3 separate regions of the Mus musculus genome follow, and all the other regions are linked to region 3. Evidence: chromatin loops called from intact Hi-C (ENCODE). Cell type or tissue: left cerebral cortex. All regions are shown on one strand.

What was found. A loop is a pair of places that touch in the nucleus more often than their neighbours do. Peaks named below come from ENCODE experiments on the same cell type or tissue, not always from the same donor. Only the 100,000 strongest peaks of a DNase experiment are listed, where the experiment ranks them.
Region 1: a loop joins it to region 3, with 4 times the contacts of the local background. A loop is called at or near these places in 1 of 42 quality-filtered maps.
Region 2: a loop joins it to region 3, with 3 times the contacts of the local background. A loop is called at or near these places in 1 of 42 quality-filtered maps.

The regions. Positions count from the first base shown.
Region 1 is chr7:109,745,064-109,750,063 of GRCm38, forward strand. It overlaps Tmem9b (TMEM9 domain family, member B), which reads right to left. Exons shown (of 5, transcript NM_020050.1): 2 at 4,950-5,000; 3 at 247-355. Among named protein-coding and RNA genes, the nearest start is that of Tmem9b, 4.7 kb to the right of the region's middle. In left cerebral cortex, CTCF peaks have their summits at 667 (motif pointing left) and 2,894 (motif pointing left); no DNase peak of the experiment used is centred here.
Region 2 is chr7:111,079,864-111,084,863 of GRCm38, forward strand. It overlaps Eif4g2 (eukaryotic translation initiation factor 4, gamma 2), which reads right to left and starts at 3,167. Exons shown (of 22, transcript NM_013507.3): 1 at 2,922-3,167; 2 at 1,644-1,770; 3 at 1,036-1,101; 4 at 319-459. The coding sequence starts at 1,684. In left cerebral cortex, CTCF peaks have their summits at 2,401 (motif pointing left) and 4,763; DNase peaks (open chromatin) are centred at 2,378, 2,556, 2,820, 3,256 and 1 more place; H3K4me3 peaks cover 3,135 bases; H3K27ac peaks cover 2,756 bases.
Region 3 is chr7:110,056,972-110,061,971 of GRCm38, forward strand. It overlaps Zfp143 (zinc finger protein 143), which reads left to right and starts at 4,740. Exons shown (of 16, transcript NM_001374618.1): 1 at 4,740-4,804. In left cerebral cortex, CTCF peaks have their summits at 2,353 (motif pointing left) and 3,995; DNase peaks (open chromatin) are centred at 2,356, 2,606, 3,419, 3,729 and 1 more place; H3K4me3 peaks cover 1,603 bases; H3K27ac peaks cover 1,916 bases.

The DNA.
Region 1 (5,000 bases), 310 kb before region 3:
CTGATAATGTCTCACTGGCGTTCAGTGTGTATGATAAACTACCATGTACTTCAGAATGTGGAGCTAAACACAGCATAGTTTCAGAGCCATTTCATTCACTTGTCCGTTTACTACGTCCTAACAAATCCAGAAAGCAAGAGCAGGGCCATTGTTACTTCCTGGGAAACTCAAACGTTTCTGTCTTTTCTGGGGAGCATGTGGGAATGTGTGTGCACGTGTGTGCATGTGTACAAACTCATGTTTCACCTTGATTGTGACAGAGCTTCTCTCTTCGTATTTGCATTCACAGCGTAGACAGTATGCTTCTACATCAGGTCCCCGTACAGGCATGGGCTCCACGACATGAAGGCAATCACTGGAAAAAAGGAAAATACTGAGGAGACCTGGCTTGATGTTCTCCTGGCTCTGATTAAAACTAGTCCTGAAACCCAGAACAGATATTAGCTTACTTACAGAAATAAGGACCAAATGATCAATAAATCAAAGCAAAATAATTTCCTTTCTCAGTATTAGCATTTTGGTAAGGTTTAACAGTGTAAAAAGCTAGATTGGAGAGATGGCTCAGCAGTTAGGAGCACTGACTGTTCTTCCAGAAGTCCTGAGTTCAATTCCCAGCAACCACAAGATGGCTCACAACCATCTGTAATGAGATCCAATGCCCTCTTCTGGTATATCTGAGGACAGCAACAGTATACTCAAATATATAAAATAAATATATATTTTTTTAAAGTGGAAAAAGCCAAAGACATTGTAAGAAGCCAAAGGCAATGGCTATCTATGTCCAAGTTGCTATTACTAACAGTTTCAGATGCCCCAGAAAATCCCGAACTGTATAAAAAAATTATTTGCCAAAACAAGTCATATTTAGATTTGCCCAGTCACCAAGCAAAACTCCTTTAAATGCTTTAAAGTAACACAAGGCATTATTTAAATGTTATCTCTTGTGAACTAACCATATCTTAGTTTCCATTTGTATGTGAGAAAGAGTGTGGTGCACACACATGTAGAAACCCCAGCAAAATGTCAAATATCCTACTCTATCACTCCTCACCTTGTTCCCCTGAGACAAGATCTCTGCGTGAAACTGGACTAGGCTAGCAGCCAGCAAGTCCCAGTGGTCCTCCTGCCTCTGCTCCCTGCACCTCTTGGGGAACAAGTGTGCTTGGCCATACCTGGCTTTTTATGTGGGTAGTAGAGATTCCAACTCAGGACCTCATATACAGCAGCATCCTTAGTCACTAAGCCATCTGCCCTGTCCCCGTGAATTATTGTTATCGTTATCATTTATTATTTTGTGGTTTTGTGATAATATTTCTCTGTGTATCGGCTGTCTTGGAACTCATTTTGTAGATCAGGCTGGCCTTGAACTCAAGAGATCTGCCTGCCTCTGCCTCCTGAGTGCTGACATTGAAGGCGTGCCACCACTGCCTGTCCAGCTCTTGTTCAGATTAAATTACTTGTTATAGATAACTGAACTTTTTATCACTTTTACCATTTTGAGTTTTATTTGTTTCTAATGCTATAGTTCAGAGCAACAGGATGTGGAAAGGTAGGTTTTGGTGGGTCAAAGAAGGAGTCATCTCAGAACACTGAGCGCTCCCAAGAAGACTGGCTGGGGGAAGAGGCTGCTGCCAAAGCATCTTGAGGCAGCCAGAGATGACGAGTGAAGACACACCAAACTGGAAGCCAGGGCTGCGAGACTGCTCAGTGGGTTAACTATGTGGGAAGCATGAGCATACATATCACATACACAATTGCAAAATGGAAAGTAACCAATCATCTTTCAGAAATGACAGACTTCGAAAAAAGATATTTTTGGTAGCATTGCTTTTTAAAAAAATAAATGCTGCCCTGCACCTCCCCTGCCATCTCCCATTTTTCAAGATAGGGCTTCTCTGTGTAACATCCCTGGCCGTCATGGACCTTGCTTTGTAGACCAGGCTGGCCTCAGACTCACAGAGATTAACCTGCCTCTACCTCCAGAGCACTAGGATTAAAGGCATGCACCACCATACCTGGCCATCTCTCTTATTTTTGTATGCTTCATTTTTCATTTAAAAATGCTTTAATTTTTAAATTTTAGTTTATATGCATATACATGTGCCTACATGTGTTTATGTGTACCATGTGCATGCAGATGTCCTTGGAGGTCAAAGGGCATCAGATCTCCTGAAACAGGAGTTATAGGCGGCTGTGAGCTGCCTGATAGCAAAGCTGGGAACCAAAGCCAGATCCTTTGTAAGATCATTAAATACTCAACTGCTGGGCCAGCTCTCCGGCCCCTGCCTGCCCTGGAACTTGCTCTGTAGACCAGGCTGTCCTGGAACTCACCAAGATCCACCTGTCTGTGCCTCCCAAGTGCTGAGACTAGAAACATGTGCCAGCATAACTGGCCCAAGGATGTAATTATTTCTCACTGTGGCTTTAGGGGTCCACTTTTCAGCATTTTGTAATTTACTCTTCTGTTAAATGCGATCAGTCATTCATATGCTACACTGGAGCAATTAAAAATGTTAACTGGAAACCAGGTGGGGTGGCAAACACCAAAACAGCCAGGACAGCCAGGGCTACATAGAGAAACTTTGTCTCAGAAAAAAAAAGAAGTTGGACATGGTGGCATAGACCTGTAATCAGAGCACCTGGAAGCTGAGGCAGGATGACTCAGAATTCTGGGCGGGCCTGGACTACACAGAGACAGAGACCCTGTTTCTAAACAGAATGGTAGGTAGGTAGATAGGTAGGTAGGAAGGAAGGAAGGCAGGCAGGCAAAAGGAAAGAAGAGAGGAAGGGAGAAGCAGGGGCAGTATAGGACTGAAACAGCAGGAAAGGTTTTTAATTAACCAATAATAAGCAAGATGTGGCTAGCCAGTCTTAGCCACTAGGAAACACCTCCATCTAGTGCTCACAGGAAGGACCAGCTTTGACCCAAGTCCTAAAGACAAACCAGAGAACGGCTCCAACTTTCCTTGTTTTTAACCAGCTATTCCAAGTCAGTGAAGCACTAAAGCTAACAACTGGACAAGAGGCCTAGAGACTAGAAGGTGAAACTGTATTTGGGACCTTGAATACCCAGGTCTTCAGGGAGTCACAGCATCCTGACCTACCACGATCTGCTGTCTGTCCAAACAAGTTAAACATTCTGTCAATTGGGAACAATATCAGCAAAAGACTTACGAGCAAGGGAAAGTAGAAAAGATGGAAGAAAATTTCCAGTAAGTCTTGTTTTCAACTATTTATTTTCAAAGCTTCTAGTTTTAATTTATAACCAGGGATGAAGACATGGCCCTTTCTCAGCACAGAATAACAAACAAACAAACAAACAAACAAACAAACAAACAAACATCAGTGTTAAACACTTTAAAAGTGAGCTTGGTTGCCACTCCACTAATACGTATCACATACTGTTACCAATGAGAAAACAAACTGGTTATACACGTTCAGTTTAGCTTTGGGAAGCTATAGAAATAACTTAAAGATGGATTTGAGGGCTGGGGATCCTGCCCAGTGGGAGAATGTTTATTCAGCATTTACAAGGCCCTGGATCTAAACTCCAGCATAAAAAAGAGCTTGCATGTATTATAGAAAGTGACCTGCTGGTACAAAACCCACTAAAAATATACCCCAATTGCCTTGTAATATAAAAATGCCTTAAAATGATACACAGATGTCCACAAGATCACAAGAACACACCAAACAGCCTGAATCTAAATGCATATTTGTAGGAAGAGTAAACAACGGCACCAGAGAAAGCAAGTGAGCTCAGAGTCAATTTGGGAACTTGTGATGGAACAAATTTACTCTTGCTTTCCAATCACTGCTGCCTGTGAGCCTTGAAATCATGCACACACCAAAGTACTTATCATTTGGGGCTATTCCCATCAATCTTCCACTGTGGCCGTAACATCACAGTCCCACCTAAAGGATATCCATCCTGCTGTATAACCTGCTGCCTCCTGTTTCAGGGCACTCACAGGAAAAACTGCATTCCTAGTCCACTGGGATAAACTGAGAAGGCTTCTCCGGGTCAGCTAGTCAATCAGGACCCCAGGCGTCACAGGCCGGCCTCATTGCCTAAGGCCGGAAAGATCCAGGTCTCAGCCTAATCTGAGCTACCAGAACTACCTGACACACCCCAAAGCAGGGACTCAGACGCACAGCCTTTATTCTCCTTCATCCCTGAGTCTCTGAAACTTAAATAGAGCCTCCAATATTTGGCACTCTGTCCTCAAAACTTACAAACTGTGCCTGGGGAGTAGAGGCAAGAGGAGCAGGAGCTTGAAGCCAACAGGTATACAAAACAGTGCCAGGCTGATCTGGGCTACATAGTAAGATCTTGTCTCAAAACACAGAGCAAAAGCAAACCCCAAACCAAACAACCCCCTACTCCCATTCACAGTAGGAGCTGTAAAATTATAGACCAGGAGCTGGAGAGATGGCTTGGTTAGTTAAGTGTGCTAGCTACTGCTGCAGAGGACAGGAAGGAGTTCAGTTCCCAGCACCGGAGTTGGTCATCTTACAAGCAGCTATCACACTGGCTCCAGAGAATTCAATATCCTCTTCTGACCTCCACAGATACCCGTTGTGGACATGACCACACACAAATATTTTAAGTGATTAAAAAAATTTATACATCAGATAAAGAAGGCTCAATTTGCCTTTCACTGAAAAGAGGGAGAAAGATCCCTGACCAAAGTTTAAGAGGGCACAAGAGAGTAGCTATTGGTAGTTAGTACAATAAACTCAGTCCCATCTGAAATGAAACCTCCCCGGCCTAGAGCTTTCTGTTTAGGCTACAGTATTCCTTTAGACTTGTATCAGACACTCAGGACCCCAGTCTAAGATCTGACACTTCTGCTTAGGAACAAAATGAGACATCATAAGAACAGTCTGAGTTAACAGTAGGAGCCACGGTTTATGTAGCAGGTGATACCTTGGTCCGAGACACTTACCAATCTTTCTGAGATATATTCTTATTATAAATGTGCCCAGGATTCTCTTTA
Region 2 (5,000 bases), 1.0 Mb after region 3:
AGAGCAGTAGGTTTTCATTATATGGAAGTGACCATGAGTTAAGATGGTTATATTACCCATGTCACTGAGTTACACACTAAACCAACAATGGAAATGCCATCACTTCCAACTTGTAGGTTGTAAACAAATAAACCTTGCTGTCAAATACCAGTAGGCTATACTTCTGTTTAAGATTCTTTAAAATATTGTTGATATTTGAATCCACTACAATGTAATGGATGCCTAGTGAATCTTGCCAAAATCATGCCTGAATTTTTCAATTCACATACTAGAATATAGTTCACCACCACTTCCCTCAGAACAGACTTTGGCACTTACCCTCTTACTTTCCTGAAGATTGCATCATGTCGTTCTTTTTCATTTGCGGAGTTGTTTGCTGCGGAGTTGTCATCTCGTCTAGTGCTTCGTGCAGGAATCCATTTCTGAGCGTTTTGCCCTGGGGTTTTCCCCAGGAACTCGCTAGTTTAATAAAACATTGATGAAGTGGCTTACAATTATGAAAAAACTTGAACACAGCATCCACTCACAACAAATACCATAAAACCCTAAAACCGCTAAACAGAGGGGAAAAGGAGCCACCAAACCAAAGGCTTTACTTCCCCCCCCACAACAAAACAATCCTAAAAATTTTTTCAAACAGCATCAGAATTGTCCAGATGGTATCTTAAAACAGACTCGAAGGCCCATTCCCAATTTCTGTTCTAGTAGGTTTGGGGTAGTACCCAAAAATTTCCACTTCTGAATATATATATTCCCAGGCAATGCCAAAACTGCTGGCCCAGGCACCAAACCTTGAGACTTAATACTAAAATGCTTAACAAGCAAATTCCACACAGACCACTTCACAAATACCCTATAGTAGGGATCGTAATTTTGAAATACCAGCAAACATAAACCAAGAGGATGAAAAGCAGTTTGGAATTATGAATCCACATCAAGATTACTGATGACTTCCCAAGAATTACCCTGTTAGCATGGAAGTCTTTAATCAAATCGACAGTTTTAAGTTAACTGTCTTTACAAGTTTTACCATACCTGTTGCCAGCAGTCTTGGGATAGTGCTGAGGTGCACCCCTACTTCCTCCTCCGCCCGAAGAAGCACTATTCAAAAGAAAATTTTTACTATACCAATTATGCCTCACTTGGAAGGGAACCTATTTATATTTTAGAAACTGCGTAACAAAGTGAACTTTGGCCTAAAAGAAAGTGAACTGGAGGCTAGAGATGGCTCAGATATTCAAAGCAGTTCAGTTCCTAACATCCACATGGCAGCTCACAACTCCAGTCTCAGAGGATCTGATGCCCTCTTCTGACACTGTACACAGAAATGTATGCAGACATACATTCAGACAAAATAATCCCCCACCCCACCCCTGTAATCCATTTACTCTTTATTCTAGAACCACAGCACATTAGTGGGAATTGGTAACGACTTTGTTTTTTGAGTCAGGGTTTCTTTGTGTAGCCCTGCCTGTCCTGGAACTCACTCTCTAGACCAGACTGGCCTTGAAATCAGAAATCCGCCTGCCTCTGCCTCCCAAGTGCTGGGATTAAAGCCGTGCGCCACCACTGCCAGGCTTTTATGACTGGCCCTTTCTGAACACCCCCTCCAATGTATCTACTACCCACTCCCAAAACCATACCTGAAACGAGAAGCACCCCCTTCTGCAATCGCACTCTCCACTTTGGCGGCTTGACAACGAAGAATCTTCAAAAGAATAATATTAATGGATGGGGTGGGGAGGGGAGGGGATGGTAGAAATGAAAAGCCTGGAAAGAGAGAAAACACCAAAATTAGGTACTGCCATACTGAGCTATAAACTTTCAAATATAATTTATTTCCGCTCCCAGCACTGCAGCTGGTTGAACTTTCACTGCATTGCAGCCCTCAGAAGACTAAAATAGAACGAAGTCAAAACCCACAAATACACAATAAAACCTGTTTAGCCCCGTGGATTCTCTTAGTATTCAAGGATGCAAAGAACAGCTTTTGTGAGAAAAATAAAATGAAAAAAAATCTGGATGCTGCCTAGGAAGCAGCCGTATTATGGGGCCTTTAAAATTAAACAGAAATGCTATCAAGACCGGCGGTGCTACAAGGGATATGTCTGCGGTACTAAAATGGGTGGCCGGGGTGGTGACAGGCCGGCCAGAGCCTCACTACCCGGTGTTGGGCAGCTTTTCCTCCGCTCGTCTTTATAAGCCCTTCCTTTTACACAGGGCGCGTGTGGAAAGCCGCCGGAAGGCCGGGGCCACAACACAACATGGCAGCAGGCACCTCCGCCCCACTCCGCGCGAACAAAAGAGCAGCGAGTTCCTCCCCCAGGCCCAGGCTGGCTCAGCTTCCGAGCGGCGTCTAGCGAGGGCCCAGGCCTGGGCGGGAGGCGCCCCCTCCGGGCCGGCCCTTTGTTCTCCCGCAGGAAGGCGGCCTCCTGCCCACCCGCCGCCTCCACCATAAATCCCCCGGCTGACAGCGCCTCGGCTGCCAAGGCCCACAAAGGGACCGAGACTCGCTCTTGGCGTCGCCCGAGTGGGACATCCCGCAGTAGGGCCACACACCTCCTCCCCGCCGGGAGGCCGGGCTCCGGACTCGTCCGCCTCGCTGGTCCCGCGCCAACGGCCGGGCCCTGCCGCGGGCCGCGTCCCTCCCGCCGAGGCGCGAGGCCTGCCACGCTCGCACGCTGTTCCCGGATCCCACGTCAGGATCCCGGCTGCGCCCGCCACTCGACCGCACGTCAGCCTAGCTCTTCGGTCGACACAGGAAGGAGCGCGGAGGCCATAGATTTCTAAGTAGCCCAAAGGCAGAGGAAAGGCCGCCCCGCCCGGCTCCGCCTGCGGCCGCCATTTTGTTCCACTCGACAAGAAGCGGCCAGGGGCGGCGGCCATCTTAGAGGGCTCCGCTCGGCGGCGACTCCACTCACCTTCACCGAGAACTCAGCAGCTGCCACCGCAGCTGCCTCCTCTGGATCCGGTCGTCGGGGACGGGGAAGGGAGGGGGAAGGGGAACGGAAAACAAAAAAGGGGGAGGGAAGGGGGAGGAAGGAGACGCGGCCGGCTTGAAAGTCTCAGCTCAGAGGAGTAGCTGCTGCAGCCGCCACCTGGTACCCGCCGCCACCTCCATAGAGCTCCGGCTCGCTGCTGGCGCTGAGGCGTGTCTGAAGCCCAACTTATCACTCTGAGGCGGCCGACCCACTAGAGCCTCCCCGAGTGGCTCCTTCGCTATCCAATCAGCAGCCGGGCTTCCGTCCGCTACCAATCCGCGCAGGGCGGCGGGGAGGAGCCAGCGGGCAAGCTCGGTTGCGGCGCAGCCTCGCCGCAGTGCGCAAAGCCATATTCGCGAAGGCTCTGGGGCCAAGCCAGTGGCGTAAGGGCGGCGGGCCGGCGCGCTGCGGGACTCTTGCGTAGCGCCGGGAGCCCAGTGAGTGTGCGCCGCCGGGCCGCCTGGTCTTCCTGGGCCGGCGCTTTGTTCCGGAGTCCCAGCCTCATGCTTGCATAGAAGAACCTTTTCCTCGCCTCTCCTCCCTGACCCGCCCGGGCCTGGCGTCCTGAGGGCTCGGCGTGGCCTTGCGGCCTGGCCTCGGTTTAGCGTCTGGGAGCTTTGCTGAAGAGAGGGACGTGTGCCCATCGATAGGAATGCGTTCTGTTTGTTGGTCCTCCATCTGCAGAGTAACGAGAAAAGGATCAAAGGAAGGGCTTTGTATCCCAGGCTAGAGGCAGCTTTAACTCAAATGCTCGGCCTGCTGTCACCGAGCTTGACCCAGACAGTATACTAGGCTGGCTTGAGAAGTGTTTGCAGAGCGCGGGCATTTGGAAATTGCAAAGTCATTTTTTAAAGTTTTTCCTTCATTTTTAACAAACATTAAAGACGGGCAGCGCAGTGCTTTCATTTTATTTAAGGGCTATATAGGAAAATGAAGCATTTCAAACTATACTTCCAGGTGGTATTTTAAAAGATGGGTTATGTATGTATGCCACAGTATGCAACATTTTAGCTTTCCAAAAATGAAGGTATGTAAACGAGAAATGTCCCATCTCTGTTAAGCATGCATTTTTTTTTTTCAATAAGATGGGTTACTAAACTAAAGCACGTGTGTTTTCAACAGTCATGGCTTGGAATTCATTCCCAAGAGCTGGGTTTTCAAAGACCCAAACGTAATTTGGCATGTCTTGGTGTTGAAAGCCCTAGTTCTTAAATAGAATTTTCAGCAGACAATTGTACTTTCCTTAGTATTTAAGTCTGCTGAAAAGTGTGGCTTTGAAGGTTTATAATTCTAGTAAACTTAGGTCTTTGCCTTAGAATTAATGCTATTAAATAAACTTTCACTTAAACTAAAAACTGTAAAAACCATTTTTATTTGGGGGTTAAGTGTAAAAAAGAAAAGCATTTTTTAGGAGAGGGGCAATTTTTTTCAATATAAGAGATTTTGCTTTGTATATATAACTTGTATGGCTTTATAACTAGTAGAAATATATACTGTGATATTTTAGTTTTTCACAAGTGATTTACATTCATTATGATACACTAAAGACATCTGTGTGCTAGAAACACAGTGGTCCAAAAACTCAATACTCACTATACTAGTGTATGTGTCAAATAGCCACTTGGTCTAAAACATGGATATTCTAAATACAAAGGACTAGAATGTAAATATATCCTAATATATTTATATTATGCATATATCTAATAAATAAAACAGAAACTAAAATATAAAGTCTTAAAAACAGGATCTTGAATTTAAAAAAATGTTAAAAGGGACAGCAAGGTGGTGCTGCTGGTAACGAACAGCACCACGTGCTGCCAAGCCTCATGACTGAGCTCAGTCTCCAGTCCCACATGGAATAAAGAGAGAAGGCTCACTTATACACACACATTTTAAAAAGGGCTTTTTCAAGCTTTGTTAATTGCAAAAATCTGCTATGAATTTTCTATGCAGGTATGTGAGGTGCTAACTGACAGGGAGTAAAACCAAGAAGAAATTCAAAAAAAAAAAGAGGCGGAG
Region 3 (5,000 bases):
CTTCACTAATATTTAAATTAATCCAATTTTCACATTGTTACTAGAAAACCATATATCAAAAAAGGTTTAAGTTGGTTTTAAACACAATGAAAATTATCATTTACAGAGGTTATATATTTTTCAAGTTAGAATTGGTAGTTTTAGTTAGAATCAATAGTTACAATATAGCAGGCAAATCAAAATTTTCTTCTTACACTTAACCTGGAATTTTTATCTGAGTTCTTTTCACACATCTAAATTTTACCAAAGGGTTCAGGGGATCTTATTCAGTCTTCAGGAATTAGATGGTTAGCTGTGAGATGTGTATGGTGAGAATTGAACCTGGGACTCAAGCTATCTCTCCAGACCCAGAACAGGTTATTTTTTTGGTTTTGGTTCTGTTTTTGGCTTTTGGTTTGGTTTTGGTTTTTCTGTACAGCCCTGGCTGTCCTGGAACTCAGAAATCCCCCTGACTCTGCCTCCCGAGTGCTGGGATTAAAGGCATGCGCCTCCACACCCGGTCCAGAACAGTTTCTTAAATTGAACAACAAATAGTATTTCCCAGAGGTCTATTAGAGCTAGGTTGTAACTTTAACTAACTAAAGTGATTCTATATAAGTCTCCCTGTATTTGAGTGCCATATGATATTTGGGCAAATGACTAAATTATACAGTCTTAATATTAAATAAGTCCGCCATGATAAAAAAAAAAGTGTTATTTCAAGGTCTTTAGCAGCTATTTGGTCATAAAAGGCCAGAACTTACTATAGCACCATGCCTGTTAAGAAGTGACTGGCTAGCCGTGTGTTGTGGCACATGCCTTCAATCCCAGCACTTGGGAGGCAGAGGCATTTCTGAGTTTGAGGCCAGCCTTGTCTACAGAGTGAGTTCCAGGACAGCCAGGGCTACACAGAGAAACCCTGTCTCAAAAAAAAAAAAAAAAAAAAAAAAAAGTGACTGGCTTCAATAGCTAGTCTTGCTATACTGGAACTTTGTGGGTCAAGTTGCCAACATAGAGACCCTTTACCTCACAAGCAAAGATGTGCACTCCTTTTATTTTTAATTGATTCAAGTTGCCAAATGTAGATCTGCTAATGCTACAGTATTTTCTTAGGGTTTTACGCTGTGAACAGACACCACAACCAAGGCAGCTGATGACAACATAGCAGCATCCAGGTAGGATGGTGCCCGAAGTGCTGTGTAAAAGTTGCTTAGCAGAATACTGGCTTCCAGGGAGCACTTAATCCAACAAGGCCTTCTGATAGTTCTACTCTCTGGGCTAAGCATATATCTATCACAAGTGTATTCCAAGTTGATCTACATGTAATCCAGATAGAATCTTTTTTTCACACCTACCAAGGAATTGACAAGGTTATTCTGTTTGAGCATATAAAGAGGGACCAAAATGATGCCACGCTCCCACACACACCCAAAAAAAGAAAACAAAAAACCCTTCAACATGCCTTTAGTCCCCTCCTTCACAGGTAGTTGAATGCCTTAGGAGCCAGCTGGGTCTACAGAATGAATTCTACAATAGCCAGGGCTATGCATCAGAGAAGCCATGTCTCAAAAGAAAAGCCAATCAAAAATAACAGTAGTGATCCCTGTGGTACTATTTCAGCCAATGAGCTGAGAAAGAAACCCTACATTAATGTGATCATTAATAGAGAATAAATGGCCCTGATAGAGCAATTAACTTAAAAGGCCTAGGCCTCTCAGCTCATGTATTATCCCAAAATGACCTAGGTGGACCAAAGATTGCTAAGCAGTGTCTTGATTTTAGGATAAACAATGTAGAATCTGAAAAATTAGACTAGCTTTACATATTCACTGGGTTGTAGTTATGTGACTTTAGCTGCTTGTAGCAAGAAGTCATTTTAAAAAGTGTTATGCCTTAATAAGTCCTTAAAATTGTAATTCCAGTGTCAAGAGTGCTTTCATAGCCTGAATTAGGCTGGATTTGAGTCCAAACATTAGCCCTGAAAAGCAATCAAGAAAATCTAGCAAATCACAAAACTGATGGGCTGGTATCCACAAGTAGTGGAAGGCTCTTAGTACCACCCTAACCTTACCAAAACAATCTTAAAAACAGATGTGCCTAGCATATCAGTGTTCTACATATTCATGCTTTCAAAGCTCACAAAGAATTAGAGACATTTGTGATGTTAAAACGGTTACTATATATAGAATATATAAAATCACAACACCTAACAGCTTGAGTACCCTGAGGTATAGGATTTACTAAACTTAAAAATGATTTAATGTTTTGATCATAAAATGCCATCTGTGGTTGGAGAAATAACAGTGGTTACAGAGATCCTGAATTCAATAACCAGCAACCACATGGTGGTAATAGGATCTGATGCCCTCTTCTGGCATGCTGTATATATACAGTATATACAGTTAGAGCACTGAAGCATTAAATAAAATCTTTTTTAAAATTCCAGTGTCATGCCCTAATTTTTTTTTCGTTCATTCATTTTATTTTATTGAGTGCATGGTGGAAGGGGGGAGGGAGGGAGGATCTTTCCCATGCTGGGTAAGATCTATGCCTTGGGAAGGAAGGCAGGCAAACGGGTTAGTGCTAGTGCATAGTCCATGGTGGTGCTTTATCCAAAAGACTTTGGTTGTGGCCTCCCATTTTATTCTCAAAGGGCAGTCTGGGAACCCTCTTGCAGAAGGCAGGAGGAACTGGCCGACCTCCTTATCTGTCTCACGACGGTCTAAACTCAGCTCACCCAGCTCACGTTCCTTATTAGTGGGTGAACAATCCAACGCTTGGTGAATTCTGCTTAACGATAGGAAGAGCCGACATCGAAGGATCAAAAAGCCGCCACAAGCCAGTTATCCCTGTGGTAACTTTTCTGACATCTCCTGCTACATTGTTCCAACATGCCAGAGGCTGTTCACCTTGGAGACCCATATTCTAATTTTTAAGGGTCCAAGTGTTTTGTGTCCTTGAGGATTAAACCCATGAACAAGATGGTGGTGGCATTTGCACTAGGAATGTTTAACCATTGTTCATAACAATATTCATACTGGCCGGGCAGTGCTTGCGCACGCCTTTAATCCCAGCACTCAGGAGGCAGAGGTAGGCGGATTTCTGAGTTCAAGGCCAGCCTGGTCTACAGAGTGAGTTCCAGGACAGCCAGGGCTACAGAGAAACCCCATCTGGAAAAAAAAGCAAAAAATAATAATACTGTTCAGAACCAGAGATGGTGGCACATGCCTATCTATAATCCCATTACTGGCCATGTGGAGGTAGAAAGGTCCAAGAGTACCAAAACAAAGTAGTGGTGTCATGTACCTTTCTTGCCAGGGTTTGATAGGAGTTGTGGGTGGATTAGGTCAAGATCATGTCATCAATTGCCCTCTACATAGCAAATACAAGGCCAGACAGCCACACTCTCAAAAACCATAAAAGGATGTATATTCTAAGTCCTGAGATCCTTCAAATGACATTTGAGTACCGATTATGTAACTATGCCCTGGTTAGATTAATATTTTAAAATTGTGATTTATTGGGCCTTATGTGGCATAGGCTATACAGCCTACTCTTAGCACTTAGGGATATACTCTCCGGTTAAATTCATAGCCTACTGAACTATACTGCAAACTAAAGTCTCAGATGGGGTGAGGGCAAGAGAAGGTAATACTGTAGGTTCCGACTAGATTTAGTTACAAACTCAAGTTTCTCCCGGCTATTTTTCGACTTCATCAATGACATCACCTGAAATGCAAGTGACTGACGGCTAATGCTGGTCAACCTCCTCATCTTATTGGAATATACACCTGGTACTGCGGCTACTGCACTCTTATCTGAAATGCCTTGTATTGGAAATGGCTTAAGGGTTGGGCCGAGAGGATTAAAAAAAAAAAAAAACGTACCACATGCCACAACTAATGTCTCAATAGGTTAAAGAGCCCAACAGATGCTTTCTTCATCCTTCAGTTTCACAAAACAGGGAAAGCGCATGCAAAGGACCCGAGCGACCACAAGTCCACGGACACACTAAGAGCATTCGCTTTGCCTCCCAGCGGAAGCTCGGCTCCGCCGGGATCTCCGCAGAAGCAGAAAGCTCAACCTCCCATGGCATGGTCATGCCCGGAGATTGGGGAAGGGCAGGCAGGTTCCGAACCCAGTCTCCGGCATCAGCTGCGCTAGGCACAGAGACCCAAAGCGAAGGCCTCGGCCGACTCCGAGAGCCCCTAGGGAGCGCGTGGGAGGTTCGGGCCGCCCTCCTGCCTTCCTCTAACCTTCCAATGAAATAACACTCGGCAATAGAAAGGCAAGGCCCATCCGGCCTCCGATACACGCTCCGGCAGGGCCACCGGGAGCTCCATGGGTTCCACATTAGCCCTGTAGGGAAAATGGCGCCCATCACCCTATTTCCCTCCCGGGCAATCAAAAGGACGAACCTCCCTCCCTTGCTACAAAATGGCGCCTCCCGCTGGGGCCCCAGAATCGGCATAATTCACTCGTCCGTGGGGCGGAGTGGTCCGCGATGAGCAGTTTCGCCATCCAGTCAGGCACAGAAGCTTTGATTCCGTACCTGGCGCCAGCCACTCATGAGCGGGTAGGAAGGTCAGGCAACAATGACGCAGGTGAGGTGGGCGTAGTTAGTGGCGGTTTCCTGCCCGTCAGCTAAATCTAGACCAATCGAGAGCAAGAGTCTTCCAGTGAGTGACGTAAAGACAGCCCAATGGAGGGTAGGGGCGGGACTCAGAATTGCTATGCGGGTTGCGGGGCTTGGGGGCCGGGCGGCTGTTTCCTGTCCTGGTGCATGGTGGTCGGACGAAGGAATTGTTGGAAAATTTTCTCGGAGGTTCGTATATAAATGTGTTTTTACCCAGTGTGCATTATTCTCCGCCCGGCCGCCGCCCTCAGTGCGGCGGCGCGGGCCCACTCGGGCCCCGGCTCTCCCTCCAGCTGCTTATGCTGGTCCTCAGGCCTGGCCGATCCTACGGCCGCCTTCGTAGCGCAGCCCGGGCAGAATCGGAGTTTATTAATAACCCGAGGCC